Linked DNA regions of Mus musculus: regions 2, 3, 4, 5 and 6 are each linked to region 1. The links are chromatin loops, found by intact Hi-C in ENCODE. Cell type or tissue: heart. All regions are shown on one strand.

Evidence for each region. A loop is a pair of places that touch in the nucleus more often than their neighbours do. Peaks named below come from ENCODE experiments on the same cell type or tissue, not always from the same donor. Only the 100,000 strongest peaks of a DNase experiment are listed, where the experiment ranks them.
Region 2: it touches region 1 in a loop (4-fold over the local background); 11 of 42 quality-filtered maps call a loop at or near these places.
Region 3: it touches region 1 in a loop (12-fold over the local background); 17 of 42 quality-filtered maps call a loop at or near these places.
Region 4: a loop joins it to region 1, with 5 times the contacts of the local background. A loop is called at or near these places in 33 of 42 quality-filtered maps.
Region 5: a loop joins it to region 1, with 3 times the contacts of the local background. A loop is called at or near these places in 5 of 42 quality-filtered maps.
Region 6: it touches region 1 in a loop (2.9-fold over the local background); 6 of 42 quality-filtered maps call a loop at or near these places.

The regions. Positions count from the first base shown.
Region 1 is chr8:95,343,764-95,348,763 of GRCm38, forward strand. It overlaps Usb1 (U6 snRNA biogenesis 1), which reads left to right. Exons shown (of 7, transcript NM_133954.2): 5 at 194-299; 6 at 1,526-1,609; 7 at 2,764-3,750. The coding sequence ends at 2,868. Among named protein-coding and RNA genes, the nearest start is that of Mmp15, 6.0 kb to the right of the region's middle. In heart, CTCF peaks have their summits at 1,101 and 3,050 (motif pointing right); a DNase peak (open chromatin) is centred at 3,068; H3K27ac peaks cover 253 bases.
Region 2 is chr8:95,597,486-95,602,485 of GRCm38, forward strand. It overlaps the pseudogene Gm31518. Among named protein-coding and RNA genes, the nearest start is that of Prss54, 24 kb to the left of the region's middle. In heart, CTCF peaks have their summits at 2,573 and 4,851 (motif pointing right); no DNase peak of the experiment used is centred here; H3K4me3 peaks cover 457 bases; H3K27ac peaks cover 1,297 bases; H3K27me3 peaks cover 311 bases.
Region 3 is chr8:95,695,285-95,700,284 of GRCm38, forward strand. Ndrg4 (N-myc downstream regulated gene 4) reads left to right here. Exons shown (of 17, transcript NM_001372423.1): 2 at 1,910-2,004; 3 at 4,829-4,873. It overlaps Gm51585 (a long non-coding RNA gene), which reads right to left and starts at 3,063. Exons shown (of 2, transcript XR_003947588.1): 1 at 2,209-3,063; 2 at 1,751-2,042. In heart, a CTCF peak has its summit at 2,040 (motif pointing left); a DNase peak (open chromatin) is centred at 2,067; H3K4me3 peaks cover 237 bases; H3K27ac peaks cover 771 bases; H3K27me3 peaks cover 2,938 bases.
Region 4 is chr8:95,427,505-95,432,504 of GRCm38, forward strand. All of the region lies in intron 1 of Cfap20 (cilia and flagella associated protein 20), which reads right to left. Among named protein-coding and RNA genes, the nearest start is that of Cfap20, 4.9 kb to the right of the region's middle. RefSeq lists an enhancer at 1-810. In heart, CTCF peaks have their summits at 295 (motif pointing right) and 2,781; DNase peaks (open chromatin) are centred at 277 and 2,617; H3K4me3 peaks cover 1,990 bases; H3K27ac peaks cover 3,580 bases.
Region 5 is chr8:95,486,854-95,491,853 of GRCm38, forward strand. Csnk2a2 (casein kinase 2, alpha prime polypeptide) reads right to left here and starts at 1,967. Exons shown (of 12, transcript NM_009974.3): 1 at 1,491-1,967; 2 at 712-823. The coding sequence starts at 1,594. In heart, a CTCF peak has its summit at 2,077 (motif pointing left); a DNase peak (open chromatin) is centred at 2,058; H3K4me3 peaks cover 1,930 bases; H3K27ac peaks cover 1,553 bases.
Region 6 is chr8:95,531,649-95,536,648 of GRCm38, forward strand. It overlaps Ccdc113 (coiled-coil domain containing 113), which reads left to right and starts at 2,452. Exons shown (of 9, transcript NM_172914.2): 1 at 2,452-2,624; 2 at 4,817-4,943. The coding sequence starts at 2,524. In heart, no CTCF peak of the experiment used is centred here; a DNase peak (open chromatin) is centred at 2,513; H3K4me3 peaks cover 943 bases; H3K27ac peaks cover 739 bases.

The DNA.
Region 1 (5,000 bases):
ATATTTTAAGTCAAGAAGGAAAGTGGGTTGAAAGAGCTGGTTCATGGAGCAGCAAAGACATGCACAGGAAGGTGAGATGAGCCACAACCTAAATCTTAGGCTTCCTGTTGGATACTTCCTGCACCAACCTGTATAGTTTGTGCTCTCATGCGCTGCATTTTGTGCCCCTGTTGTCTCTACTGCCTCTTCCCAGGACCTTCATCGGGCTGGAGGTCAGTTCAGGGCATGCCCAGTTCCTGGACCTGGTTTCAGAGGTGGACAGAGCCATGAAGGAATTTGACCTTACTACTTTCTACCAGGTAATGCACAGGGCTGAGGTAAGGGAACAAAGATGGTTACGGTTTCTGCCACAGGGCTGCTGCTCTGCTAGCCCTGGAACAGAGCATCCTCAAAGAAGCCCCATCAGAGACAACTGAAGAGACCTCCAGAACTTCCCTGTGTGGAGGGAGCACTGAGTGCCAGAGCACAGGATTGGAGTTTGAGGTGTCTACCCAAAGTCCACCATTTCAAAAAGCTCCCATCCATCTTGTGATTTGTGCTTCTTCTCTGTAGAGTATCTGTTTAGCCTGTCTTTCCTAAGTAGTTGTTGCCAACACATAGAAATGACTCTACAGCTGTAGCTTTTCAGTCTCACTGTACCTTCCCTATGCCCTCCTGGGACTCAAAGTCCAGGCTGAGTGTCACAGCTGTAAAAGAACATTGATTCTATTCGATGTGTTTTTCAAAACCATGCCCAGGTATACAGTTAGTCTTAAATAGAGATAATTATTGTTTCTTCAACATTGTTGACATTTTGGGGTTTTGTTCATTTAATCTGAAAAGTATGGCCTCTGCTGGAATGTTCTAGATCAGAAAATAGAGTTATAGCCGGACATGGTAGCACATGCCTTTAAACCTGAAAGCTGGAAATCCAAGATTCAGGTGACTACATAGTTGGTTTCTGAGGAAGGCTTTGGCTGTCACTCGCTGTCCTTCCCTCGAGGATGGAAAAGAGTACACAGCTCTCTATACCCCCCATTTAATTTTTAATTAATTTTGTACTTATGGATGTTTTGTCGGCCTCTGTCTGTATACCATGTGCATGCAGTGCCCTTGGAGGCCATTAGAGGGTGTGAGACCCCCCTGGGACCAGTGGTACTTACATTCTTTAAGGAGATTTGTTAACCATCAGGTGGGTGCTGGGGATCAAACCTCTGTGCCCTAGGAAAGCCGCCATTGTTCTTAACCTCTGAGTCATTGCCCCCCACATCTTTTTTCTAAGGGCGCCACCCAGTGCCCTCATGAACCGTCAAATACCATTACATTGTTCTTAGGCTGTCACTGTTGTATTTGGGGGACAGGTACACCCCTGTACTGAGGAGAGGCACCAGCTATTATGTCTGTGTGGGCAGGGGACTTGGCTTCAGCACTGGGGCATCCAGGGATCCTACTGGTAGACCCAACAGGACTGTCATAGACCCGCTGTGGGGGGATGGGCCTGCCATGCCGTCCAGTGGTGGCCTAACTCCCAGCTTTTCTTCCCCAGGACCCCTCATTTCATGTCAGCCTGGCCTGGTGTGTAGGTGATGCTAGTCTCCAGCTGGAGGGACAGTGCCTGCAGGAACTACAGGTGAATTTCCAGAGCAGGGACACAGAGCACTGAGCTCCAAAAATGATGGGGAGGACAAATGACAAAGGGAAGGATTGGTACTTAAACCTAAACCTGTAGGAAACAGAATGGCAAGGCAGGAGACCCTCATCCCCCTCCCTTTGACCCAGCAGCAGCAGCTAGGAGCTGAGTAGTGAAATAGGTGCCCTGACCCCACCCTAGACTTAAGGCAGTAGAAGTGCATTTTAGCAAAATCTCTATGGCTCCGTGTGCCCTGCCTTACAACCCTGTCCTGTGAGGAGACTGGAAACCCACCCCTCAGCCTCAGCCATTTATCTGAGGTCAGAGGTTTGGGTGTGGCAGTTGGAAATGGAAGAAGAATGTCAGGTGCACAGAACCTCCAGCCCTCAGAACCTGTTGCACTGTGGGTCTGTTTTTGAGACAGGGTCTCACAGTGCCTCCTAGCTTGGCCTAGAACTCACTGTAGAGCAGGCAAGCCTCAAACTTGCAGTGTTCCTACTATCTCTGAGTTCTGGGATTTCAGGCCACCTGGTAGCCACCATTGTGCCACCATGCCAAGCCAGGCCACATTTTGACAGCGTGTGGAACAGGTGACCTTACTATCAGGGCCCTGGAAGGAGAATTTGCATGCAGTGTGTGGCAGCTGACGCCCTCCCCTGGCAGTGCATGAAGGCAGTCAGTAGTATGGCCCATTGTTGACAGCATTTCTGTTTTTCTCAAGAGAAGCCAGAAATCCAGATTTTTATGTACAGTCTTCTGATGTTCTGTGTTAGCAACTGATTAGGATTTTTGAAAAATATTTTACAAGTCAAAGTCCATGGGCCATCAGTCTCTGGGTACCTTCCCCTCAGCTTGATCATACTGAAGACAGCAAAGAGCTCTGATGTCCAGCTCCAGGAGCCTCGGCCCAGACCGAACCAAGCTTCACAGTAGTCACTGTCCCCAGGGCACTGTCCTCATCTGCAAGCTGAGGCAATAGGCCCCACCTCATACAATTGTAAGATGATTAGACAAGATGATGGTTGCCAAGCCCGGAGTTCTGCATGACCAGGGACCCTCTCAGAATTGCCCAGTGTACTGGACTGCTTTTGTTTGTGGTGCTCTGGGTCTGACTCCCCTTAACATAGCTGTCATCTCCCTGTTGCTGGCTGAAGGAAATCGTGGATGAGTTTGAAGACTCTGAGATGCTGTTACGTGTGCTGGCCAACCAGGTCCGCTGCAAGTCCGGGAACAAATTCTTCTCCATGCCTTTGAAGTGAGCCTTGTCCCGTGCCTCTCCACAAGCCGACTGAGATGGAGGAACTTGCTGCCATCTGTGGGATGCCCCAGCCAGGAGTCCTAATCCCACACTTAGTACTGATCTAGTGGGCTGCTCACTCTCTCCTGGTCCTTAGGTTGGTAGGCTGCTACTGTAATGTGCTCATTTCCAGAAATCACCAGTAGAGGGCAGCCCGGACCTCTAATTCTTCCTCCACTTTCTTAGGAAAGTCAAATGAGCCTGGCTGGGGAGCCCACCCACGCTCAGTCCCCACCGAGGTCTCTCCACTGCAGTAATCTATATTGATGCCCTTGGCCGTCAACCACTTTTTTAGATCCCTGTGTTCTGACCCACCTGTGTCAGACTGGGGCTTCCGTTGTCTGTCAGCCTCTCTTTAATCTCCTTTATTTATCACCTCGTCCCTTCATCCCGTCCTGTGCCAGGAGAGGTCATTTCAGGGCCAGGGCACAGGGTGCTAATTTGTGGTCAGCAGCAGTTTTCTTCATTCCTTCCTCCCACTTACCCAGCCAGGTGCCTGGGGAGAGCCCAGCAGATGCTTCATTTTGGCTTGGCTATGGCTGCTGGCCAGGCCTCCAACACCCATGACCCCTACTTTCCCCATCAGCTTTCCCAGAGATGCAAAGAGGCATCTTCCCTCCAGCCAGAGCACCCCTGCCCCTGTTGCTGAGCATTTTTCAAAGTGGGGGTGGGAAGTGGGGAGAGGGCCAGGGAGGCATTGGAGAATTTATTTTCCATCAAGCTCCTACCAGGGCAAAGAGCCAAACCTTTCTAGTTGTCATGGGGATTTCTAGTGATGGATGAAGAAATATTTTTTTACAGTTTTAAATTATGTTCAACAAATAAAATCTGCCTTTTTAATGTGGTGTCTTATTTTAAACTACTTCTACTTTAAAAGGTGAGTGGTGCCTCTGATCTCCCCTCCAGCTGTGTTTCACAGTCCAGGGGCTCTTGGGAGGCTCTTACGACTTCAAAGATTTTTAGGTATTTGTTTATTTTAGCATATGTATGTGTGTGTGCAGGCACACGAGTTCCGAGAACAGCCCTCGGGAGACAGTTCTCTCCAGCCTCTTCATGGCGGCAGAGCCCACGTGGCAGCCATTCTGACTCCAGCCCCTCTCAGGCCTTCTCCAGTGCCAGGCATGTATGTGGTACTTACTTATACTTCTCCAGTGCCAGGCATGTATGTGGTACTTATACTTGCAGGCAAAACACCCAGACCCATAAAGTTTTTAAAAAGTGGGAGCTGGAGAGCTAGTTCAGGTAGTGATGTTCTTGCTTTGTAAGTGTCAGGCCCTGAGTTCAGTCCTTAGAGCCCATCCTTTAGAAGCTGCCGTGGTACCAAACACTTGTAATCTCTGCATTGGGGAGGCAGAAAGACAGAAGGAACCCTGGGCTTACTTGACAGCCAGCCCCATCTATTTCTCAAGCTCTAACCAATGAGAGACCCTGTCTCAAATAACAGCATGGATGGCCCCAAGGAACAACAAACGCCTAGGCTTGCCCTCTGGCTTGCACATGTGCACAGCCGTGTGCACATGCATGTCTACCTCTGCACACACATATACAGACATCCCCCTACGCAAGAAAATAGGAAGATAGGGTTGCCATGTCTTGTAGGACTTCACCAGTGGCACTGGGTTTCAGCATGTCCCAGGGAGATGCTATCCTCACTCCTCCGACACAACACTTAGACTTTATACCAGATGACCTGTACTAAGCCCTTCCTAGGGCCTTCACAGCTGAGCCCGGGGAAAGCAACCTGGGTTGAGGTAATTACTATGGAAGAACAGTTACGTGGCTTGCTTGGGGACATGAGAACATCAGGACCTGACTCAACCCTAGCCTCAGCTTCCACCATGATACAGCCCAGCCCAGCCCCTCCCTTACCTTCTGCTCAGGCCTGTGCTCTGGCTCCCACTTTGTGACTCATGTCCTCACAACCCTGCCTTTTCCCTAGCCTTACAGAACACATTCATGCCTTGTTCCCTGAATGCCACCACACCTGAATCTACTGGCTTCAGCTGACCTGCTGTTTGGTGCCAGTGGCATCAGAAATCACACTGGAGAAGAAGCTAGGCATGTTCTCTAGCCTACAGGCACCATGGCAACCCT
Region 2 (5,000 bases), 250 kb after region 1:
AAATAAAACAAACAAAGGATTGAAGGAGGAAAGAAAAAAAGAAGCTAAGGAGAACATAATTCCTGTATATTCCATGTCCTGAGATGTCTTTTAGGAAGGATGGGCATATCTTTAAGGGTGAGTGGAGAATGTTCTAAGTGTCCATCAGTGGATCCATGGGTATGCCTACGGTGGACCACCCTTCAAGTTTTTAAAAAGAAAAACTTCTGGCCATCCACTGCCAATGTGGTAGTGGATGGATTTGGATGGATTTGGAGGTCACTTTACAAAATAAGGCGATCATAGCTGAGGGTAGTGGTTCACACCTGAGTTCCCAGCACTCAGGAGGCTGAGGCAGGATGGGTACCTAAGTTCAAAGCCAGGCTGAGCTTACAAACGAGAGAGAGAGAGAGAGAGAGAGAGAGAGAGAGAGAGAGAGAGAGAGAGAGAGATACCTATTAGCAATTACTTCCCAAGCTTTCCTCAACTCCAAGCTCTCTGGCAACTCCTGCAAGCCGCCTCCCTGACCCTGTCTGCACATCTGCCTGGATATTCCACATAAGTGGGTGCAGACATGGAGATGGAGAAGAGTCCCCGATAGGTCCAGGGTGATGGACAAGTATACACTAAATAGTGCTGATGGTCGCTGGATGCACTTAACACACCTTAAAGTGGCTGGAATGGTCTGTTTTATGTTGTGAACATTTTACCATCATAAAATTTAACCCCCAAGCTTGGGGGCCGGAGAGATGATTCGGTGATTAAAAGTAATGGTTGCTCTTCCAGAGGACCCAGGTTCGATTCTCAGCACCCACATGGCGGCTCACAACAAACTGTAATTCCAATCCAAGATAAGCTAATTTAACTAAAACAAGATTGGCCATTTTATTTTCAAAAATCAAGGTATAATTCAACAAAACCTGTGGAGTAAGAAATGATTTGGGGGCTGGAGAGATGGCTCGCCACTTAAGAGCACTGACTCGCTCTTCCAGAGGTCCTGAGTTCAATTCCCAGCAACCACATGGTGGCTCACAACCGTCAGTAATAGGATCCCATGTCCTCTTCTTGTGTGTCTGAAGAGAGTGACAGTGTACTCACATAAACAAACAAACACGGGGGCTGGAGAGATGGCTCAGAGGTTAAGAGCACTGACTGCTCTTCCAGAGGTCCTGAGTTCAATTCCCAGCAACCATATGGTGGCTCACAACCATCTGTAATGAGATCCGATGCCCTCTTCTGGTGTGTCTGAAGACAGTTACAATGTACTCACCACATATATAAAATAAATAAATAAAATCTAAAAAAACAAAAAAGAAAAAAAGAAAAAAACCAAACACATCTTTAAAAGCAAAAAAAAAAAAAAAAGTAAAAGAAACAATTTGGCTATAACTATGAATGTGTGGTTGAATTTTTTTTTTTTTTTTTTAAAGATTTATTTATTTATTTATTATATGTAAGTACACTGTAGCTGTCCTCAGACACTCCAGAAGAGGGCGTCAGATCTCGTTACGGATGGTTGTGAGCCACCATGTGGTTGCTGGGATTTGAACTTCGGACCTTCGGAAGAGCAGTCGGGTGCTCTTACCCACTGAGCCATCTCACCAGCCCGTGTGGTTGAATTTTAACAGACATATCTGGGTATCTCTGTGAGGTATAAAATATTGTCATGAGACTAGCCCATCTCCTCATTTTTCCTGATTTACAGACTAGGAAAGAAGAGGAAACTCCAGCTTTTCCAACCCCCTAAAATAGCTCATTTTGAAGCACTAGGCTACATAGCCTGTCTCAGAAGGAACTGCTCTGGAGGCAGCTGAATCTCTCCTGCAGTCTTACTCCCTTGGGCGGGTTAGAGCATAGCTTCTCCTGGGCCTGACAGGAGCTAAAGACAGTAGCACCCAAGAAATTCAGCTGATTCTAGAGTTGACTGGTTGGCTGTTTGTCCTGGTTGTTCTAAACATCATGGTACTCCCAAGTGAGGGATGTGGTCTGCTTTGGAGTACTTGGTCACACAAAAACAAAACCAAAAAACCAAAAAAACCAAAAAACTAAAAAACAAAAAAACAAAAAAACAAAAACAAAGATTCAAGAAAATTGCACTCACCTGAGTGTGGTGGCACAGGCCTTTAATCCCAACACTGAGGAGATTATTTTAGTGAGTTCGGAGCCAGCCTCATCTACATAGAGAGTTCCAGGACAGCCAGAGAATGTAGTGAGACTATGTCTCAAAACAAACAAACAATAAACCCATTATAGAACCCCAAGATTTTGGCTGTGATTTGTGACTCAGGGGAGTCAGATGTTGGGTGCGAGTCTGGGCATCTGGCTTCTGTTCAGTCCACGTCTCCGGTGTTCCAGTGCGAAGCTCGGTGATTAAGAAGCTGTCCATCTGTCAGCGGTAAAGAGTAAATAACGTTGTAAGCGAAGAGTCCTGTTCACGCTGCAAATCCTACTCAAGTTGTTACAAAAACTCTGGACAAACAACGAAGATGGGAGAAGCACGTTGTCACCTGCTCTTTCACGGAGTCCTCGGTTCTGCAGCTTAGCCATTCCTTCAGTTCACTGGGGGTCTCTGCTTTAGAGACTGCGCTGGAGTTTGCTGCAATGATCATTTTGGACGGTAGGAGGCGATGTTGCCCACAACATTCCAAGTCTTCTCCAAGGGGCAGCCTAGCTTCTACCTTCATCCATAGCAAAGAAGCCGCTATTTAGATAGATAGATAGATAGATAGATAGATAGATAGATAGATAGATAGATAGATAGATAGATAGATAGATAGATAGATTATATAGATTAGATTAGAGAGAGATGCTCAAAGCATCTGGTCCCCGTTTTTAACAGTGAAAAAGAAACAGAAGGAGAGCTTTTGTTCACTGGCTGATTTCTCAATGTTTTTTCTTCTCTTCCCTGGTGTCAGATGGTTTCCATTTGCCTCCTTTCTAGTAAGGCTGTGGCAGCCTCCCCTGTGAAAATAATTATCAGATCAGACTGACCTAGGGAGAAAACATCTGTGCGGCCGTGACCATCCCTGGACGGCAGAGCCTAGAACATGATTTCTCCTAGCTGGGGCCTTCCTGCTGCATGTGGCTTCCCTCACAACCTCTTGCAGACTGAGCAAGCCTGTGTGGGACCCTTTTCCAGGCCCAGCGTCTGCTTTTGTATTGGGCTCAAAGGTAAGATTTCATTTTGTAGAATTCTCTGTTGCTACACGCACCAACCCTCTAAAAATTAGACACCCTGGTGTCCCAGAAAGGCAGCAAGACATTAGATGCCAAATATCTAGAGAAACAAATTAAGTCGGTGAAGAGAAAGCCCTTGGCAGACGTGGCATTTAATTAAGCTTTGCTTCACTGAAGTGTGTACTCCTAAGTTAACATTTGTAAGCTAGTATTCTCAATGAAGTTCAAAGACGTTCAAGTTTCATAGCAGACAACTGTAATGGCAAGCTTTCAGACAGAAGACTAGCCAGCACACAGCCCTTTCCACAGGTGACAGTTTATTTATATTTTTTCCTTCCGCACGGTGAAAAACAGTTGTCATTGCGTATATTGGAAAGCCATGACTCGTGGGGCAGGAGGAGACAAGAGAAAACATCTGGAGAGGATGAGTCTGTCTCCTGAGAACAATACACATTTGACTACTTAGATTACACACACACACACACACACACACACACACACACACGAAGACTTTAATCTCCACCTGACTGGCATGTGGACAACCCCGTGGCTTCTTGGGGGTGCTTTCTCTTGTTTTCTTACCTTTCTCAAAGTGACTCCATTCTAGCCCTGTGCTACCTAGTAAAGCAAATACCAGGGAGCATTTGGGAGCCTGAAATATAGATAGAGCTGAGATGGGTTAACTCTCCTTTTCCAGAAGCAGAGGGACTGACTCCTGCCTCACCTGTGGCGGCACGGCTGGGGCCAAGAGCAGCTGGTATGGGTTTTAATGTGGAGTTTTGGCCACTGCATCCCACACCGCAAAAGCCAGCTTAGTTGTCCTTTGACGTCTTCAGACATGCTGTAGCATGGCTGAGCCTGCACTCATACGCATGCGCACACATGGCAACCGGCGACCGCGGCATGGCAGCAACGCCGCCCACCGTCGGTGACAAGAAGTTGAACTGCAAGCTGATGTTGGTGGTACATACACATCTGTAATCCCAGATACTTCGAGAGCTAAGATGGGAGGATTCTCAGTTCAGTGACAACACAGTTTTTCACCTCAATTTTTCAAGAAGAAAAGATGGCGTGTTATTTGTCCTAATTTGTGATTTATATCATAAGGTACTGATTTTGGTTTGCTTGGGCAATATATTTTAATCATTATCTGGTAACATTTATCCAACTTTTATCTTTAAAGTTCCTTGTGTAGCTCAGAAAAAAAATTCTTCTGCACTTCAATATTTGAAAAGCCTCCTTTAAGTGGCTGCGGGTGTGGCTGATGGCGATGGCGAGGATGAGCTGTAAGCATGAGGCCCTGGCGGAGGTCCCCACCAAGACAAAATCAGTAAGGAGCATCGTTTTACTGCATATCTCAAACATTTTAATGGTTTCATTATATTTAAATATTTGATGCATTTGGAATATAATTGAGTCTAAAGTAAATTAAGGTATTCCTCCTTTAGGGAACCTCCCAAACTCTTGGAGTTCTTATTTTTCTTTACTGTATTCATATACTTTGGGGGAAAAGAGAAATTAATTTAAGTCAGGTGTGGTGGCATTTCACGATAGCCCTGGTACACAAGAAGAGGCTGAGGCAGAAAGATTTGTTTTTTAATTTTGTACCTCGATCTCTTTGGCCATTAATTTAAAAAAAATATATATTTATTTTATATATTTGAGTACACTGTAGCTATCTTCAGACATGCCAGAAGAGGGCATCAGATTCCATTACAGATGGTTGTGAGCCACCATGTGGTTGTTAGAATTAAACTCAGGACCTCTGGAAGAGCCATCAGTGCTCCTAAATGCTAAGCCATCTCTCCAGCCCAAGGAAGATTTTTAAATTCAGGGCTATCTTG
Region 3 (5,000 bases), 350 kb after region 1:
CAGGGACTGACCGGGACCGACCGTCCCTTCACTCTCTAGGTGGTATGGTGCTCTAGCATGAACACTGAACAGGTCTCTTCCAGCCTCACCTCACTTCCCATCACTGTGGAATGAGACAGCAGAGTAGGCACTTTACAGGCTGGGAGATAGATGCCTTAGAGGCCGGAGGAATTGGGGCCAGGCCGCGGTGGCACTCGCCTCTGATCCCAACCCACTTCAGAGTGGACACCCTTCTCTCAGTTCTTATCCACGGCTACAGGGGCAATGCCTGAAACCAGTTATTATGCATATTTTGTAAGGGTCTTACAGTATCGCAGGATGGCCTTGAATTTACAACCCCTCTGCCCTAGCTTCCCCTCCACCGTGTGTAATGTGCAGTCTCCCAGGCTCTTTCTGTGGGGCCTGTTTATATCTTATACCTGGGATGATACTGAATGCTTTGTAGCGGCTTTGGAAACACTTATCACCTGGGTTCTACATGTGCCGTGACAAGCACGTAGCATCAGAGGACAGCTCGTGGGATTCAGTTCTGTCCTTTGCCACTGCGCGTTCTGGAAACTAAACTCTAGTTGTCTTATTTGGTGGCAAATGGCTTTACCTGCTGAGCCACCGCACTAGCTCTGTTAGCTGCATTTTATTGTTATACAACATTTCCCCATGAAATTGAAAATTATCTTAGTCAAATTACCAAAGTAATGTGTGAATCTCGTAGCCCATTGGTGAACTTTTGGCTGCTTCTGACTTTTCTGTTGACGGTGACACTGGAGAGCATTCCCAAAGCTAAGTGAGCCATTAGTCACCCCCTGGGTTCCTTACAAAGTCTCCCTTGTTGATTGGGACTTGCTGAATCTGACAATATGAATATTTAGAATACCTTATCTTTTGGTAATTCACATTGGCTACACCCCAGCTGTGTCCTCAATCCGTGGTTTGCGCCTTTTGAAGATTTTTCATTCATTTTTGCCAACCTGACCCTCAAGAGAACAAAGGTGTCAGAGATGATATAAGTATTTTAATTAATTTCTATTTTATGTGCATTGGTGTTTTGCCTGCACATGTGTCTGTGAGGGTGTCAATGCCCTGGACCTGGAGTTATAGACAGTTGTGAGCTGCCACGTGGGTGCTGGGAATTGAACCCAGGTCCTCAGGAAGAGCAGCTGGTGTTCTAACTGCTAAGCAATCTCTCCAGTCTAGAATACCTTATTTTAATCTGAATGTCTTTGGGTATCTCTCTGTGTTTTAATGAATGTTTGACTCATTTCCCTCCTGGGTATCTTCTGGCCTCTGCCATCATGCCCAAGTGAGACAGACACAGTACTGCCTCTCCTGTGCGCGCGCGCGCACACACACACACACACACACACACACACACACACACACACGTGTGCGCGCACAAGAGAGAGAGAGAGAGAGAGAGGGAGAGAGAATGCCGAAATGTGTACACACGTGTATAGATGTGACCCTTTCTCTCTAAAAGGTCAGACGTTTCTGTGTCTGCCAGAATCAGGTCCGGGACCCTCTGGTGACTGCCGGCTGAGATCACATGTGTTTTCTGTCCTAAGCCAAGCCCTGTTCAGGTTCCAGGAAAGAGAGCTTTCACCTCCCATCCTCTTCAGCTTCAGTCTACCAAAATCTCTGCAAGCAACTCTGAGCTGCTCTCATCCCATCTCTTTCTTGCCTCTCCATTGAGCCCTTTTGCCTCACAATAAATGCAGGGTTTTGTTTAGAACCTTCAAGGTTCCTTTGCTGCTTAGTTTTGCAAAACATGACTTTATTTGAAAAACAAATACAGTATAATAGTCCTTGGTACAAGCAGATCTTGGTCCCCTGGGGACAGCAGCCCTGCCCTGTGATGTCCTCACCCGGCAGCTTCAGAACAAGGCCCAACCTCGTACTCCCTTCCTCCTAGGGCTTCTGCTCCACGACGTGACCATGGCAGGGCTGCAGGAGCTGCGATTTCCTGAGGAGAAGCCCCTGCTCCGCGGCCAGGATGCCACTGAGATGGTGAGTCGCCCCTTCCAGGTCCTGGGGCTGAGCGCCACCTTGTGGTGAAATTGGAAATTGTGTGTTCTTGTCTTTCCTGTTGTCATGGACCCTCCCTGTGAGAGCTCAGAGCTACCCAGAACTGATGTTCATTCCCTGAGAAATGTGTCAGGGCCAGCCAGCCTGAGTGCCCAGCCCATGTCGCTGGGTATGGTCCCCGCTCACCTTGCTTTGCAGCTGGGAGAGGCAGGAGCCCAGAGCCTTCCACCTTTAGCTCCGTGTTTCCTTTCCACCCACCTTCAGCTTCCTTCCAGAAGAAGCCGCAAGGATTGGGATCGGATGGATGGCTTAGCCAGCGCTCTGGGGAATCCCAGCACATGAGACCATAGCCCTGCCCCTGAGAGCATGGTCTGTCCTTCCTTTAACACATAACTCCCAGGTTAGTTGAGGGTAGCTCGTGAGGCCAGAAGTGAACGTATTTGGCAAGCTCTTCAACCCAGGTTCATCCTCCTGCTAGGATGCCTGCGGGAACCTCCTTCCTGCATCCCCACTTTTCTCCTTGCGCAGTACAACCCTTTAAAGACACACAATAATAGTCCTATGCAGCCCTATCTGTTGTAATGGGGAGACCCTCCCCAGAGCTCAGAACCACCCTAAACTGACTCTCCAATGTTCATTCTTGAGGCTGGGGGATTGCCTTCTCTTTACCCTGCCTCCCTCCTTCCCTGCCTCCTTGAACCTTTGAGCGTATCTGCCATATTCCCAGGTGCTTCCTCTGCTGGAAGACATTAGCCCAGGAATGCATAGAACAGGCTGTCACACCCTGACCCTGAAGCCCGGGCTGGCCTGTTCTGTGCCCAGGTCTCTCCAGCCTCCTGCAGCACATTGCTATCCCTTTGTCCTGACTCACAGTCCTTTGCTTCCAGTTCGTGGCAACCTCCTTCTTCCTTCTGCTCTACCCAGCCTCTCACTTCCTGCCACCGGGGCCATAGCTTGCCTCTCTGGAGTTTGGATCTGTGTTGCAGTCTCACGAGGAGGTCTCAGTCCTTGAGTCAGCACAAGGTTCTCACTGGGTACCCAGTGGCCTCTGCTTTTCCCAAAGGGGCAAAAAAAAAAAAAAAAAAAAAAAAAAAACCACCCAGTGCAGCCTCCACGTGACTCCCAGCAAAGTCCTTGAGGTGTCAGCTAGCTTTACCTTACATTGTCTTTGGGAGCTGCCGTTTCTCGACCTGTGATGCTGGCAGAGTCTCATAGCACCCTGAGTGCAGTGCCTGCCTGACCTCTATGTTCTGAGTGGCTGTAGTTTGCCAGGTACACATTCTTGTTATCCCACGATCCACCCTCCCCCCACCCCGCCCCCATAGCCATGGTATCCACAGCGGGGGGGGGGGGGGGGGGGGGCTTCAGTTAGTGAGATAGAAGCAGCCCAGGAAAAGCATCTGTACACACTTTTTTTTTCCTTGCCTTTATTCCCTTAACAGCAGAGTATAGCAACTATTTCCATGACATATGTCTTCTAGAAGGTGTGTTCTGGGCAACCCAGAGCCGATTTAAATTGTGTGAGAGGAGAATCGTAGGCTCTGGGCAAAGAAAATGCCATCTCAGAGAAGTGGGCTCTGGTACCTACAAAAGACTCTGTAACCAATGCAGAGGCGGGAGGGTGACTATATTCTATATACATCTCGACCTCTATAAGCCACTTTAGACTAGCTCTCCCTGAGGACTGCAGAGTCCTGGGATCTGTAAGGTGCTGCCTGCTCCCTCTCTGCACCCCGCTGGTCTCCACACTCTCCTGGGCTTTCCTAGCATCCCGACCCTCTCCTGCCCTTTGTTTTGATCTCATATATACCTCCTATGGCGCCCAGGGATTCATGTTGGATTATTTCTTTCTGCTATCTCTTGGCTTGTGGACCCCATCCCTCCCACACTCCTATCTCCTGAGCCCCCAACATCCCGAGAGCACACTGCACACCCTACCATTATCTGCCTCATCCTTTCTGTCAGATTTTGTTTTTAACAGAACCGCCTCCCTCCTTCCCCGATGTAATTACCTTCCCACTTGCTCTTCTGTTTGGTGAGCTTGGTGAAGGGCTCCGTCATCAGTGAACAGCCCTACCCCCTTCTGCCAGCAGCCCCCCTTCCTGAGGGGTTCCCAAAGTGGCTGCCCTCCCTCCCTTGGCCCCTGTCGTTCCTCCCAGGCCTTGGAAGAATCAGTGGGTCTCACTACAGAGCTGAGGCTGGCCTTGGACTTAAGATCCCCCTATTCCACCCTCCTGAACGCTGGAAATACCTGCAGTGCTATGTGGGTGTGTTCTGAGCCGTAGGCCCCTCATTTGTGAAGGCAGGTTGTTCATTTGATCAGCCTGTGTTCAGGAGCCCACTCTAGTCCAGCCTTTACATGACCAGATACGGTCCCCTCCTCAAGGTACCAGAGGCAGGACAGGCAGGGATCAAAGATGCATGCCACTGACAGTTTGACATTGACCCAAGGTTTGAGACAGTAAAGTGGGCAGTGTGGCTGGCCTTGACAACACCTAATATCCATAGGTCAGGACAGTGAACAGGCCTCAGCTTACCCACCCAGCCCTGGGCGTGACAGTCATAGTGCTTCTTGGCTCCTTCATCCTCTTCCCTTATGTGTAATGAGGCAGAGATCTCAGTGCTTTCTGCCTGTGGTGCAGCTCTGAGTCTCCCCGTTAACCCAGAAGATAGAAATCCTTGCACCGGGTAACCTGTGAGTCACTTCTGTTAGCATGAATGTAGACTGGGGATCAGAAGATGGGTCTGCTCTGTGCAGAGCCCTGGGAGCTGGGTTAACTTGCCCCCTTTTGTTTGTTCTCCTTAGGATAACCCTGACGCCTTCCTCTCAATTGTGGACACAGACTGGAAGGTAGGTTGGGGTTCAGCCTCTCAAATATGGGACCCATATCTGTCTGGACTTCTCTCCCACTGGGCTGGGTCCTAGAGGAGAGTAATAGCCTGTCCATGTGTCCCAGTCTCTGGTGGTGAGGGCAGGG
Region 4 (5,000 bases), 84 kb after region 1:
GAAATTCAATGGACTAAAAGAGACAAAAAAAAATAATTAGGCTCTCAAGTCTACTATCGCTAAAAGGCAACTGTTGCCACTTATCCAACATTGTTTCAAATCATGGCCTCAGTCCTAACACTTCCGAAAAGCTCTCCATCCAGAGTCAACAAGAGGTCTTCCCAGCTCAGAAAGGCAGCCAGAACTCACAGAAGGAAGTGCCTTTCTGACCTTCTCTAGGTTTACAGCTTACAAGTCTTACCCACTAAGTCCTTACGAAGGGAACAATGGCTTCCACAGCATGCAGAGGCCAACAGAGGGCGCTAGAATGCACTCTAGCATTCCTAGGTCTCTCCTCAGCCTGATTTGTTAGTGAATTACCATTTCCCCCTTTCAAGGCCCCTTTCAAAGGGTGGAAACACAAACAAGCTGGAAAAATGGAGTGGGGTGCAGATGATGATCCGGGACGTGAACACTCAAGGACAGGAGGCTTCCCAAAGCCTGCTCTGGGAGAAGGGAGTGGTTTCCACCCCTCCCCTCTAGAAATGACTACATTAAATTACACAGGCAGCCCGGCTGTGGTAGTACATGGGTGGGAACCTAGCACTTGCAAACTAGGATGGTCTCAGTATGTTTTGAGGCTAGCCTAGCGTACATAGCAAATGTAAGGCTAGCCAGTGCTATATAGTAATCCCGTCTCCAACAAAAACAAAACAAAACTAAACAAAACAAAACAGATGCAGGCTAACACTGCCTTTCAGGAAGTAACCCCATCCTCCGGGAAGCTTCTTGCAAACACATGTGGTAAGATGCATGTCCCCAGAAAGAGTTAACTTCCTTTCCTCGGCCCAGAGTTCACTGAGCAGACCTGGCCTTGGATGAAGATAAAATGCGGTCGATGCATTTAGTGCTCAAGGTTTCACTTTACTTCTTCCTCTAATTAGCTTATGACTAATTCTTTCATGATATATGCTCACCAGCAGAGTGTGGCCATGAACATTTTCTTGCTTTACTATCCTTTCACTAATATTTAAAATCATGGGCTGAAGCAATTAAGAGCACTGGCTGCTCTGGCAGAGGAGCCCAGGTTTGGTCCTACCACTCATATGTGGCTCCTAACCATATTACTAGAGTTCTGGGGATCTGATGTGCTCTTCCAGTCTCTGCAGGCACCTGCACTCACTTGGTAAGCAAAAAGGCAACCAAGTACGTACACATGACCATGCACACGCACACACACAGGCACACAGGCACACACACACACACACACACACACACACACACACACACACACACACCCCTCAGTCTTTAAAGTTAGTGTGATGAAGGTACACTGCTGGATGTCTGCGGTGTGCTTCCAGAGAAGTTTATGAGAAAAGACCCACCCTGAATGTGGGTGGTATCCATCCATCTTCTGTTCTGACTCATCACTGAATAAAAAGGAGAAAAGATAGGGGCCAGAGAGATGGCTCAGTAGTTAAGACCTGTTCTTCCAGAGGACCTGGGTTCAATTCCCAGCACCCACATGGCAGCTCACAACTATGAGTAACTCTGGTTTCAAGGGATCTGGCACCCTCACACAGATATCCATGCAGGCAAACACCAAATGGACATAATCAATGGACAAAAAAAAAGGTAAATAAACCAATGGACATAAAATAAAGATAAGTAAAAAAGTAATGCAAGATTAGTGTCAGATTTCTCTGCTCATTGATTCCTGGTCTTCATAGATGACCCAGTTGTCTGTCCCTGTTACCATGAACTTGGCCATATCTTTCTCCCTACTCCTACTATCTCCTCCAAGAGCCAAATAACTTCCTTACCTTAAGTTGTTCTGCCACAGCAGCAAAAACAGCAACAAAATTAATATCAGCATGCAAAGTAGCAGGCTTAACAGGCACAGTGGCTGCACTTAGGAGACTGAGGCAGGAAGATTGCTTGTCTGTGGCTACCTTAGGCTTTTTAACTTCAGATATGCCTGGGCTACATTGTAAGACTGAGTTTGGATCCTCAGCACCCACATAAGAGCTGGGGAAGGCAATCACACTGCCTATAACCCCAGCACTGTGAGGTGGGGCTAGGCAGACAGGCAGATCTGGGTTCAATGGCTAACCAGCTTTTGCCTACCTCCAGCCTCCACAAGCAAACACGTCAGCACATACACTCCACACATATGCATGCACACAACTACCCAGAAGTACTCAAAAAAGGAAAAGATGAGTGGATTTCATAATGACATGCAAATGCCATCATCTTGTATTCTTAGTCCTCCCTGTGAACCTTGACCCCTGCTATCCTACACATTAAGTATGTGGGGGCTTTTGAACCCAAGTTACTGGCAATTAGAGATGAGAATGATCCCCAGTATTACAGACACCAAAGGAGCAAACCTTAAGCTCATCTCACAGTGTTCTCCCAGGCTTTTCATGGTTGCTGGGCAACTAATAAAGAACACTGATTTCCCTCTCAGTGTGAGCCCCAGGGAGGAGGGTCAGGATGAGGGAAAAATAATACTACAGGGATCGGGAGGAAGCTGGCCAATCTCCACAGTTCTACAGAGTGATTCAAAAATAACACATTAGCTGTACCAGTCCCACTCGGCCCCCCTCCCCCACTTTCATTTTCTGGCTCCACTCACTCATTCTGCAGCGGAACCCTCAGCTATCTGGCATGTCCTCTTAATGACACATGTCCCAATTTACATTAAGCCCCTAAAGCTGTCTACTGCAGTAGGAAAGTCTGCCCAGGGCCAGGGGCCTGGCTCTGAGTCAGAAAACAGGCAGAGGGAGCCCTCTGTGGGAGACTGGTCAAAGCTCAGGCTCAAGGGACTTTGGGCTACTTACCCAGCTGACAGTAACTCCAGACATCTGCAAATGGTCCGTCCCTTCAGTTACCCTGGGCACCACAGTGTCTTTCTCTTTCTTTGTGCTCTGCTTTCCTTCCTTCTTTCTCTCTTGCCCTCGCTCACTTTCTTTTTTGTTTTTGTTTTTGTTTGTTTGGTTGGTTTTTTTTTTTTTTTTGGTTTTTTTTCAAGACAGGCTTTCTCTGTGTAGCCCTGTCTGGAACTCACTTTGTAGACCAGGCTGGCCTCGAACTCAGAAATCTGCCTGCTTCTGCCTCCCAAGCCTCGATCACTTTCTTTCTCCCTCTTTCTTTTGATTCTTGGTTTCTCTGTGTAACCCTGGCTGTCCCAGAACTCACACCGTAGACCAGGATGGCTTCACATTCACAGAGATCTACCTGGCTACTAGGATTAAATGTGTGTACGAGCACCACCTTGCTCACAGTGTTTCTTGAAAGGGCACAAGTAAATGAAGCTCACTGCTTTCATCCTGTTACAGTAAAAGTTATCAACCATAGAAATAAAGACCACGCCTGGGAAAGTGAAAATCATTTTACTCTTTCTATCCAAAGGCACTCAATTCCATTCCTGGAGGCCAGACAGACTTAGTACACATCAGCAAGGTTTATCAATTTAAAAGTCAGGGTCTAGGGTCAGCAAAGTGGCTCAGTAGATAAACCTTACTGCAGCTAAGTCTGCTGTCCTGAGTTCAATTCTTGGACCCACGTGGTGAAAGGAAAGAACTGACTCCTACAACTTGTCCTTTGACTTCTATGGACACAGGCAAGAAGATATGCCTGTGTGTGAGTGTACACACACACACACACCAAAAATGTAGTGACTTTTTTTTTTAAATTCTGGAGAGGGTCTTTATTCTTCCTTAAAATAAGAAATGGGGACCCAGTCATTATGACTACTTAACAAGATCAACAAAAGACTCTGATACAGTCACATTCCATGGAGAAACATTAGCAGCTGGGAGGGAGGAGGAGAGAGCAGCACTCACAAATCAGCCCAATGGGCTTCTAGTAGCAACACAAGCCAGTGCCGTGGGCAGCCAGTGCCATGGGCTCCCAGTGCCATGGGCAGCCAGCGCCATGGGCTCCCAGTGCCATGGGCAGCCAGTGCCATGGGCAGCCAGTGCCATGGGCTCCCAGTGCCATGGGCAGCCAGTGCCATGGGCAGCCAGTGCCATGGGCAGCCAGTGCCATGGGCAGCCAGTGCCATGGGCAGCCAGTGCCATGGGCAGCCAGTGCCATGGGCTCCCAGTGCCATGGGCAGCCAGTGCCATGGGCAGCCAGTGCCATGGGCAGCCAGTGCCATGGGCTCCCAGTGCCATGGGCAGCCAGTGCCATGGGCTCCCAGTGCCATGGGCAGCCAGTGCCATGGGCAGCCAGTGCCATGGGCAGCCAGCGCCATGGGCTCCCAGTGCAGCAGCAAAGCCGACTGACACTCACGCAGTGCAGTGCAGGAGGAGCAACATTCTTCGTTTTATTTCTGTTTTGAGACAGTACATCATTAAGTCACCCTAGCTAGGATTTGCTATTATGTTCACCAGGCTAGACTCAGACTCCCAGAGACTCATCTAATTAAAGTTGTACCCATCCAGCCCTAACATTCTTAATAAAGGTAGTCGGATCTGTTGGTTCCAGAAGTAAAGGGACATTAAAGAACCTGTTGATTTTTTTCTAAGCTCTTGGTCTGAAAGCCAACAAAGATCTGTCTCAGCTCTTAACTAAGTCCCAGTGTGGGGACAGGAGGATGAAGAGGCTGGGAGCTGATAAAATGACCCTGTGGGGTCAAGGCAAGCATCAGAGGCACTGCTACCTCTGCTCTGTGACCAAAGACCAAGGAAGATGTGGGTGAAGGCCAGGAGCACCAAGTGCGTGCGGGAGGTTTTGCGTGCAGAGCGCTTCATGGCCTCCATGCAGCAGGAGCCTGTCTCTAAGGAGGGAGTGGAACCGGTGAGTGAGCCTGGACAACTAGTTAGTCTCAGCGCTGCCTCAGTGCCACATTAGAGGTTTAGGAGAGGAAAAGCCAAAGGACAATGACTACATCACCTTAATTTCAGAAGCCTAAGCAGATGCTACACCTAATCTTTCAAGATCGTTTTTCATAGAAACCAAATAGGCATTTTCTCTGTGCACAAACGCAAAAGTCAGAATAGTAAATACTTGTG
Region 5 (5,000 bases), 140 kb after region 1:
TCCTACGAACCACCCTCTCGAACAACCTACAAAGCACTATTGAATCTTCAATCACCTGTACAGAAACTTGGCTGACTCTTCATGCTCATTAAGATCATGTCTTCATTTGAGTGATAACAAAAGCCCTATCATTATCAAAGCGAGAGGGCTAGTCTTGCCACAGAGACAAGTTTTGTTCCAGTTATTATTTCAGGGGCTAGAATGTACTCTTCTGTTGCCCCAGATCTCTTAGCGGCTGGCTTGCTATATCCAGCCCACCTGAAACTTTACTGCTACATGAAATGAAAATATCAACTGAGGGAATTGTCCTGAATTTTTGGCTTTAAACTTATCTCTGAGCAGACTCCAGTTTTGTTTTGTTTTGGGTTTTCCGGACTTTTTCTGGAGTAACTGGGAGCAGAGAGTAACGAGTACAGATTTAGAATCCCTACAGTTGACAGATTCTCCATGCAAACTCCTTCCTCTCTTGCGAATACCTCTTTATTCCATATCAGATACAGTCCCCCCTCACAAGCTTTGTTTGAGAAGTTCAGAATTCACACTTTAAATGTTCCTGACCTACCAAACTCAGAATTAAGACCAGCCCGCACATTTTCTCAAAAGTTCACAAGGAAAAGCATGGTAGGAGTCCTGTAGGAGATGCTTATTCTGGGATAGCTGGTTCTTTTGCCCTGTGGGGGGAAAGGTTACATGCCACCGTTGGCCACTCACCTTGAGAATTTTTACAACCACCCTCTCATTGTTGGTGATGTTAATGGCCTCAAATACTTCACTATACTTGCCCCGACCAAGTTTTCGAACCAGTTGGTAATCATCTTGATTACTGTGAAAGGCAAGAGATATACATAAATGCCAGGATTTGGGATTAAGCAAGCCTCTGTCCACCACACATCCATCCGCCATCTCCAACTAATCAAGCATTCGGAAGTATTCCTACCATCACACAGCAACTCATTCTCTTAAATGAGAGCCACACAGAAGCTTGGCTCCCTTCACTCTGCAGAGCTCCTAACCTAACTGACTCTTAACAAGAAGAGGAATGGGCAGCTACAAGGCCTCAGGAGCCATTAAGGGGACTAAGGGAAGCATCCCCCCTGGTGGTACTGGGGTGCCCTGCCCGTGGCTCCACGGCACCTGCCTCCCATTTCACACCTTCCAGGGGGCACTGCCCGCTCTAGACAATCTGCCCCTCTTCAAAATGACCCTCCCACCCAGCCTCATTTCAGAAAGTAAAGAGGTAGAGATTTCAACAGCTCAAGAGGACAGCCATGGACTTCCCAACCCATAGGAAGCCCAAAGTCTGAGGAGGAAGGGCCGCCCCCACCCCCGACCCCACGCTTCTCCCCACCGGCGGCTGAGCCGGGGACCGAGGCAGGGCGGACAGGAGAGGCCGGGGACACGTGCGGCCGGGGCCGGGCCTCCCTGCCAGCCCCGAGGCCGAGCGGCCGGCGGGTGCGGTTCGCGCGTGGGGCGGCCGGCGGCGGCTTTACCCCCAGCTCGGGACGTGGGCTTCGTAGTCCCAGTACTCGCGGCTCCTCAGGCTGTTCACCTCGGCGTAGACCCGGGCCCGACTGCCCGCGGCCGGGCCGGGCATGGCGGGCGGGACCGGGGGGCGCCGCGGGGCGCCGAGGGCGGCGGCGGCGCGGCGCGGGGCGCGGGGCGGCAGGCACGGGAAGCGGCGGGCCGCGGGCTGCCCAAGCAAGAGGAGGAGCGCGGCGGCGGCGGCGGGCGTCCGCGCCAGGCCGGGCCCGCGGGGGCGGGCGGACGGACGGACGCTCGGGCCGGGGGGCGCGGAAGGCGCCGGCCGAGCCGGCCCGGGGCCTTCGGCTGCCGGAGGGACGGCGGGGTTCGTGCTCCGCGGAGGCCTCCGCTCGGCTCGCGGCCCCCCAGAGGCGGTGGTGGCGGCAGCGGCAGCCACCGGTCGGGAGAGGGGCAGCGGCAGCGGCGGCGGCGGCGAAGAGGGAGGAGGAGGAGGCGGAGGAAACCCGGAAAAGGGGCCGCACTCGCCAGGAGCGGCCGCCGCCCAGCCCCGGCCCGCCCCGGCCCACAGCGCCCCCTACAGTGCGGGGGGACTATGGCCGGCGCCCGCCCCCTCAGCGAGCTCGCCACCCTCCAAGCAATGTGGCCGGCTGCCTGCCCAACTGCAGGCCACCCCCCAGAAGTCTCTACCTTTGACTGCCGCCGCGCTTAGCATAGTTCCACTGTCCAGTCACCTCGTGTCCACCCACCACGACCTCCCATATTGGCCCTGAGCTGACTTTCTTTGAAACCCAAGAACCCTCCCCTCAAACTGTCCCCCTTCCTCACTCCTCTTCCCACTCTGGACCCCACCCTGCCATCCACAGATCCCTTCCTTCAAGAGGAAAACCAAACTAGTCCTAAAGCTACCCTCGCCTCCCAATTCCCCATCCAGATTCCTCCCTGAGAGCCCACTGAGCCATCCTTTGGGCCACTTGCTTAAACCAGAGCCCACCAGATAGTTTCCCCATAAAGTTAACTGGGTTTTTCCCCCTTTGTATTGAACCTGTAATTTGTGGATCATACTTTGAGAATGTAAATATCCATTTTGTTTGTTTGTTTGTTTGGGAGGAGGGAGAGCTGGGGAGTGAGGACTTCTTGAACAGTCTTCTCTCTCATTGATGTCCTGGGGTCCCCGGCTATCTTGTTTTCCTGTTCATATTCTTTAACAACAAGGATCTCTTCTTCCAGCCCAGGTTGCTCTGACTCTAAACTCCCCCTCTCCCTCCCCCCCACACACTGTTTTCTAGATGAGGCCACGTTTCCTCTTTCTTCACATACCGAACTATCGAGGTTCAAGTCCCGGTTCCATAGTTTGCAAGGAATGCAGATTTGAACCAATGACTCAACGTCTCCGTGCTACAGATTTTGTAGCATCAACCCAGCACCGACTTCACAGAGCTGTACAGAGACTAAGGACTGCTCCATATTAAAACACTACATGTTCCCGCTGTTGTTAAACTCTACACCTTTCCTTCCCTGAGAATAGCGCATGCCCGTCTTTCAGTTTCTTCTTCTCTCTGAGCTTGGCCACGGGGTACCGCTGCCACCCCACAAATGACTGGCTTTCTTTTTCAAATCTCACCTTAGAGGCCACTTTCTCTGAAGTTGATACTTCTCTCAGCGACTCCTCCATGCCCTTCGTAAAACTACAGCTTGGCATGAGTCCTCTCCTGGTTTGCCATCTGTCCCCTCCCTGTGAAAACAATGTGAAGGCATGACTAGGGCTGGGTGATCACCACCAGGTCACTCAGTGTCTGCCGGGCAGGAGGCCTTCAGTCAACACAGTGCTCTTGGCCCACGGTTACCATGCTGGTTACAAAGGGGACCCTGAAGGTCATATTATGCATGGACCAGCTGACTTTCTGTGTGACGCACAGAGAAAGGACACACCACTCATCACATTGCTGTCAAAAAAGCTCAACCTGCATCCAACCAGACACGGCCAAACTGAGGGACAGTTCAGCAAAAAAATCTAGTTCACACTGCTAAAAAATAACAGTGTCACAGCCAAAACAAAACTTGAGGTGCTGCTCTAGAGTAAAGGAGACTGAGAGCGACCCCTGAGGCTGCACACTGTAATCCTACCTGAGGAGTAGACTGTGGGTTCAAGGCCAGCCTGAGCTACATAGTAAGATCTTGTTTTGTTTGTTTACTTTTTTGTGGGGGGATGCAGTCAGGTGTGGTAGTGCATTTTGGTAACCCTGGTACTTGGGAGGTTAAGACAGGCAGATCAGCATGAGTTTGATGCCTGTCTATCTGGACTATGGAGTGAGACCTGTCCAAAATAAAAAATAAAACAAACCATTCAGAAGCCTAGAGAGACAGACACACTATTTCTACTGCCCTTATCATTCAAAAGCAGCAAAGAATATCCAAAATAAATAAATGGGTCAGGCCAGGTGGGGTAGTCCATGACTGTTAGCCTAGCAGTTGGGAGGCTAAGGCAGCAGCATAGCCTAGATTCTGTAATGTGCTTCAGGCCAGTGTGGGTTATGTAGACTCTATTTCAAAAACAAAAGACAACAAAAAAGCAAAAGCAGGAACTGTGTGTGTATGTGTGTGTGTGTGTGTGTGTGTGTGTGAGAGAGAGAGAGAGAGAGAGAGAGAGGAATACACTTATCTCTGGGGTAATTTTAATATGGGGTGTATATTATATATTACCAATGTTTTTGTTTTTCCCAGACAGGGTTTCTCTGTGTAGCCCTGGCCATCCTGGAACTCACTCTGTAGACCAGGCTGGCCCCGAACTCAGAAATTCACCTGCCTCTGCCTCCCAAGTGCTGGGGATCAAAGGCGTGCGCCACCACTGCCTGGAAAATACCACTGTTTTAATGCTAACTTGAAGCACATGAGCTTTATATTGGGGTTAAACAAGAAAAGCCCTTTGGTTTTAAAATTTTCAAGTGTTGAAGGATGAACTGTTTTAATCTCCACAATGTATTCTCAAGTGGCTCTGTAGAAAACCAACAAATAACAAAAACCCATGGGTTCCCAAGGACATGACCATCCATGGAAAGAAGGAACCACTGGCTGACAATTAATGACATAAGCCAAATATCCGCAAGTACTGACTCAGGCACCGTAACGCCAGGACCCTGGAGGCGCAAAGGTAGGAGAGTCATGAGTTTGAAGTCCACCTGGGTTTCATAGCAAGACCTTGTCATAAAAGAAAAAGCCCACAAATTTGCAACTTTGTGCAAACTCTAACACCTTCAATAAAACAAGAACTGTGGGCTGGAAAGAGATATAGCTCAGGGGTTAAGATCAATGGCTGCTCTTCCAGAGGACCCAGGTTCAATTCCTAGCACCCGAATTGCAGCTCACAACTGTCTGTCAATGCCAGTTCCGGGGACACGCACGTAGCCAAAACACCAATGCACATAAAATACATTTTAAAATTTGAATGAAATAAAGCATTTAGCGAACACATGGACTTTGACCTTGATTCCAAACACGGCACCCCCTCTCAATCTCCTTTT
Region 6 (5,000 bases), 190 kb after region 1:
GAACCCAATACAATGGGATATTATACATATTTAATAATGAGGGTAAACTACTAGGTTGGTTTAAGTAAAACGTAGACTTTTAAATTTTATTATATATTCTTTCTGTTTACATACTGTCAAGCAGTATGCTGTGTCGTACAGGCAGCAGCTCCCGCGGGTTTCTGTTTACCCAATCACTGCCGCATATCACTCTCTGGGGTTTGATTTAATCTTGGGAACTTTTGTTTATCATGGCTGTGAGTAAGTTAGGCTGAACTATGAATATTTATACCCTTTAGTCCAGGAATGCAGTAGGCCGCCTAACTTTGTGTAAGTACACTCTATGGTGTTTGTCCAATGATGCAATGGTCTAACGACCCATTTTTCCAGAGTGTTTCCTTGTTGCTAAGCAACACAACAATGCCCGCTTGTTTGTTTGTTTGTTTGTTTGTTTGTTTTTGAGACTAGGCCTCGGGAAGCCCAGGCTAACGGATACCTCAATATGTGCCTGAGGAGAACCTTGATCTCCTGACTCTCCCGCTGTGACTCTCTCACCTGCAGGGCTTCCTACAGGTGTCTCACAGGGAATTGAACCCACCCCCACCCCTCACCCTCACCCCACCCCATGAAAAGCTAAGAATGAAAACCAGCCACAGGCGGGCTTCGTCAATCTGCATCAGACTTGGGGAAAATCTAATTTCAGTTGATTCATTGTCAGCCTATTTAAAACAGAGTACAGCCTGGGAAAAGGTTTCCAGGCAACAGTGGTCCAATCAGTCCAATTCCAGGTGCACAATAAGCCTTAAGGTGTGTCTTTATAGAAACGCCTTTATAAAGGGCACGTGACCAAGAGGGTGGGTCCTATAACTAAAAGCCCTAGAATTGGGCTGGGGGAATGGCTTAGTGGTTAATAACACTTGCTGTTCTTCCAGAGGTCCCAGGTTCAATTCCTAGCACCCATAGTGCAGCTCACAACTGTCTGTAACTCACCTTCCACGGGATCCAACATGCTCACACAGGCAATCATTGAGACAAAACACCACTGCACATGAAGTAAAAATAAAGAAAATAAAGAAAAAGCCTAGAATCTACTGCGGTCTCTGACTTCTAGTCTCGAGAGGGCAGAGTCTGGGATAATCATTCTGGGGAATTTGGAGGAGGTCTGCCTCTATAGCAAAAGTGTGTGGGGGGTCTGCCTCTATAGCAAAAGGGGTGAGGTCTGCCTCCACAGACCGCAAAAAGATCACCAGGTCATTAACAAGATCCACTCTCAGCTTTCTGGATGGAATGCAGGTGTTTTTGTCTCCTCCATTAAGGATACTCTCCTGCCTGATTAACATTCCTGGTTCTCTTCTCTGTGAGTACAAGGACCTCCGTGGCCCCAGCACTAACCAATGCTGGGATCCCATGATGGTACGCACACTCAGCTTGGTTGTGTGCACATGTTATCTTAACCACCTTTAAGTGTACCCAAAAGTGCTGTTGCTGTCGCTATCCCAGCCTGTAACTTGTTTGGGTTTCTGATATCTCATTAAAGGGCCCAAATTGGGCTGGTGAGATGGCTCAGTGGTTAAGAGCACCGACTGCTCTTCCAAAGGTCCTGAGTTCAAATCCCAGCAACCACGTGGTGGCTCACAACCATCCTTAACAAAATCTGATGCCCTCTTCTGGAGTGTCTGAATGTACTTACATATAATAAATAAATAAATAAATAAATAAAACTTTTTTAAAAAAGGGCCCAAATTGCCCCACATTACCCCAAAACACTAAAGACACACGACACCTTTAGGAACTTGTCTTGATACCTATTTTAAAAACTTAGTCAGGGGCTGGTGAGATGGCTCAGACTGCTCTTCCGAAGGTCAGGAGTTCAAATCCTAGCAACCACATGGTGGCTCACAACCATCCGATCACGAGATCTGACTCCCTCTTCTGGAGTGTCTGAAGACAGCTACAGTGTACTTACATATAATAAATAAATAAATAAATAAATAAAATCTTAAAAAAAAACTAGTCAGTTTCTCTTTCTCTTCGAGTAATGCAGTTCGAGTTGCAGTAAATGAAATGCAGTAAATGAAAAAACTGCAGCTTCCGTGTGAGGCAATGACCACAGATTAGAATCCTCACTACACCACGGGGCAGAGACTTATGCGAGTCGCTGCTAGCTTTCTGGACCTACGGTTTCTGGCTAGGAGGATGAATAGTTTTTTTTTTTTAACAGGGTCCATGCAAAGATTTGCGTGAAATAAGCTTAACATGATGCCAAGGACCGAGAAGACATTGGGCAAACCGGAGCTGTTGTTGTGACTTCCAACTGAAGAGCGATTCTCAGAACAGTGAGATGGATTAGGCATCTGAGTAGGCAGGCAGGCAAGCAGGCAGCTTTGCTCGATCTCCACCGCGAGGTGCAAGGGAGGGGCCGCATCACCCAAAGCCCCACCCCTATAAACAGCGTTCAGTTGTCTAGGCAACGCGCCTCAGGGTCGCGGCCGAAGTGAAGCGGGACAGCTTACTGAAGGCTCTCAAAGCACCCTAGGCTGAGTGATGTCTGAGGAAGACTCGGACAGCGTGATCACTGACTCCCAGGCGGAGGAGGAAGGCGAGCTGCCAGTCATCCAACTGTGCGGGCTGGTAGAGGAGCTCAGGTACTGGCACCGTGAGGGCGCCATGAGTCTCTGAGGCCTGGGCTGTAGTTTGCAGACTACTCATATCTACGCAGAGCCCCGCGGGCACACATCGCATTACAGTGGAGAAAGAACTTGTGTTTGCCTAGTTAGCTTTGCTGCTTGCCTGCTCCTGAACTGACAAGCCACTGATGGAACCCGGACAGGGTGGAGGGGCAAGGGAGCCGTTGGCCTTGAAAAGATCAGACAGGATTTAGTGAAGCTAGCGCTTTGGCTTGGTGTCTTCCTGGTGCTGGGAAGCCGCCTTCGAAGTCTATATCAGGTAGCCTCCTAAGCCGGTTTCCAAAGTTAGTATTAAGATAAACATTAACATGGCGGCGGAGTGAAAACTAAGCTATTGAAATGATTTGCTTGGGGCCTTGTGGGCTGAATAAGGATTTAGGCGTGGAGATGGACTGAGGAATGATTGGCTCAGGGCTTTGTATTTTCCACAGTCTGTTTTCCATCTTCCACAGTGGGTTATCTGGATATGAGGATTCCATAATGTAGATGAGAGTCAGTGTACAATGTATTGATATTATACAGTATTCTGTTTCCAGCGGCCAGAAGAGGTGTTGGTTCCATACATCTGTAAATAGTTCATACCAGAGTGGAGGGATTATTACTAATTACCATTGTGAGTGTCTGTCATATACCATGATCTTGTATGTGAAACAGCCATCCCCAGAGGTACATGTTTTGTGAAGTTTCCTTGTGAGTGTCTATAACTGCCAGTCTTGTATATCGGCCGGCCATCTTAAGAGAGAAACGCATTCTGAAGTTTTCTTCCTTAAGATCCTGCATCAGAGATTCAGACCCGGGCCCATGGAAGGCTCCACCGAGAATACAATATGTGCTGAAAAGACAAGACGTAATGGCTTTCCTGTTTTCTATTTGGCTTCTGTACTAATCTCATAATTTAGGAATTAGTTTAACAGTATGTGTAGGTCTCAATGTCACCCTCTTTCGTACATATGTATGTGAGTATGTGCATGCAGTGAAAGGGGAAAGTTTTGGAACTGGAGATATAGCTTTAGCCCCTGCCTAGTATTCACAGGGCTATGGGTTCAATCCCAGTACCCACCTCCCCCTCCACAACACACATTAAAGTTGGGCATGGTGGCTCGCACCTTTAGTGCCAGCGCCAGTGAGGTAGGTGGAGTTTTGTGAATTCAAAGTCAGCCTTGGTATACTATGACCAAAGCAACTTAAAGAAGAAAGCATTTAATTTAGGGACTTACTGAGCCAGAGGGTTAGAGTTCATGATGATGATGGTGGGAAGAATGGCAGTAGACAGGCAGACATGGAGCTGAGAGCATTCATCTGACACACAAGTACAAGGCAGAGAGCAAGTGGTGACTATGAATGGCCTAGGCTTTTGAAACCTCAACGCCCACCCCCCAATGACACACCTCTTCCAACAGCGTCACACCTCCCAATCCTTCCCAAACAGTTCCACTAGCTGGAGACTAACCATTCAAATACGTGAGCGTAAGGGGGTCATCTCATTCAAATCATCACACCCTGCCTCTAAACAAACAAACAAACAAACAAACATAAAAGGCAAGATATATATATATATATATATATATATATATATGAGAAGTAGTTACAAAGTCCATAATCTTGGCATATACAAGACAAGCTAGATATGTTATCTCTGCTTGTTTAAAAACCACTGCTCAAATATGTCTTCCGTTTATGATAAACATGCAATGGAATTTCTAGACTGGAGGCTGGTGGTAAAAGAACAGAGAACCACAAGGCAAGGGAAGTATCTAGAGATGGTCGGTGGGTGTGGATAGCCTCAAGAGTGTGGCCATTCAGAAGAACCTTTACAAATGAGTTAGATGACATCTGAAGATGACAGCAACTGTCATCAGTAGAACAGCAGCACTCTGAATCTTGTGGCTTCTTAGACTCAATAGCCAAGAGATCTAAGATACTCTAGCAGAACTACGTGGCCCAAAGCTGACCTCAGGCCACAGAACCCCACGCCACTACCCTTAAAGAAAGGTGATGTTATTATACCTGTTGTATAGGTGAAGGTGAAGAAAGGAAGGTACCAGGAACACCTGTGTCTTACAGGCCATGGGTGGCCAATGATGCACTAAATACTGATTATTTGGGGGGTGCTATTCACAGAAGTCACTTATGTGCCTTGTATCTTGCAGCTATGGAAACTCTGCTCTCAAAACAGAAACAGAGATGTTCGAGAAATATTACTCTAGACTGGAACCCAGGGACCACCGAATGACACGGTTGTCAGATATTAAAATAACAGCAGCAGAATTTTCACAGGTACACGATGAAAGGTGAACAGGACTTCATCCTGTTGGCCTCCATAAATGCATATTG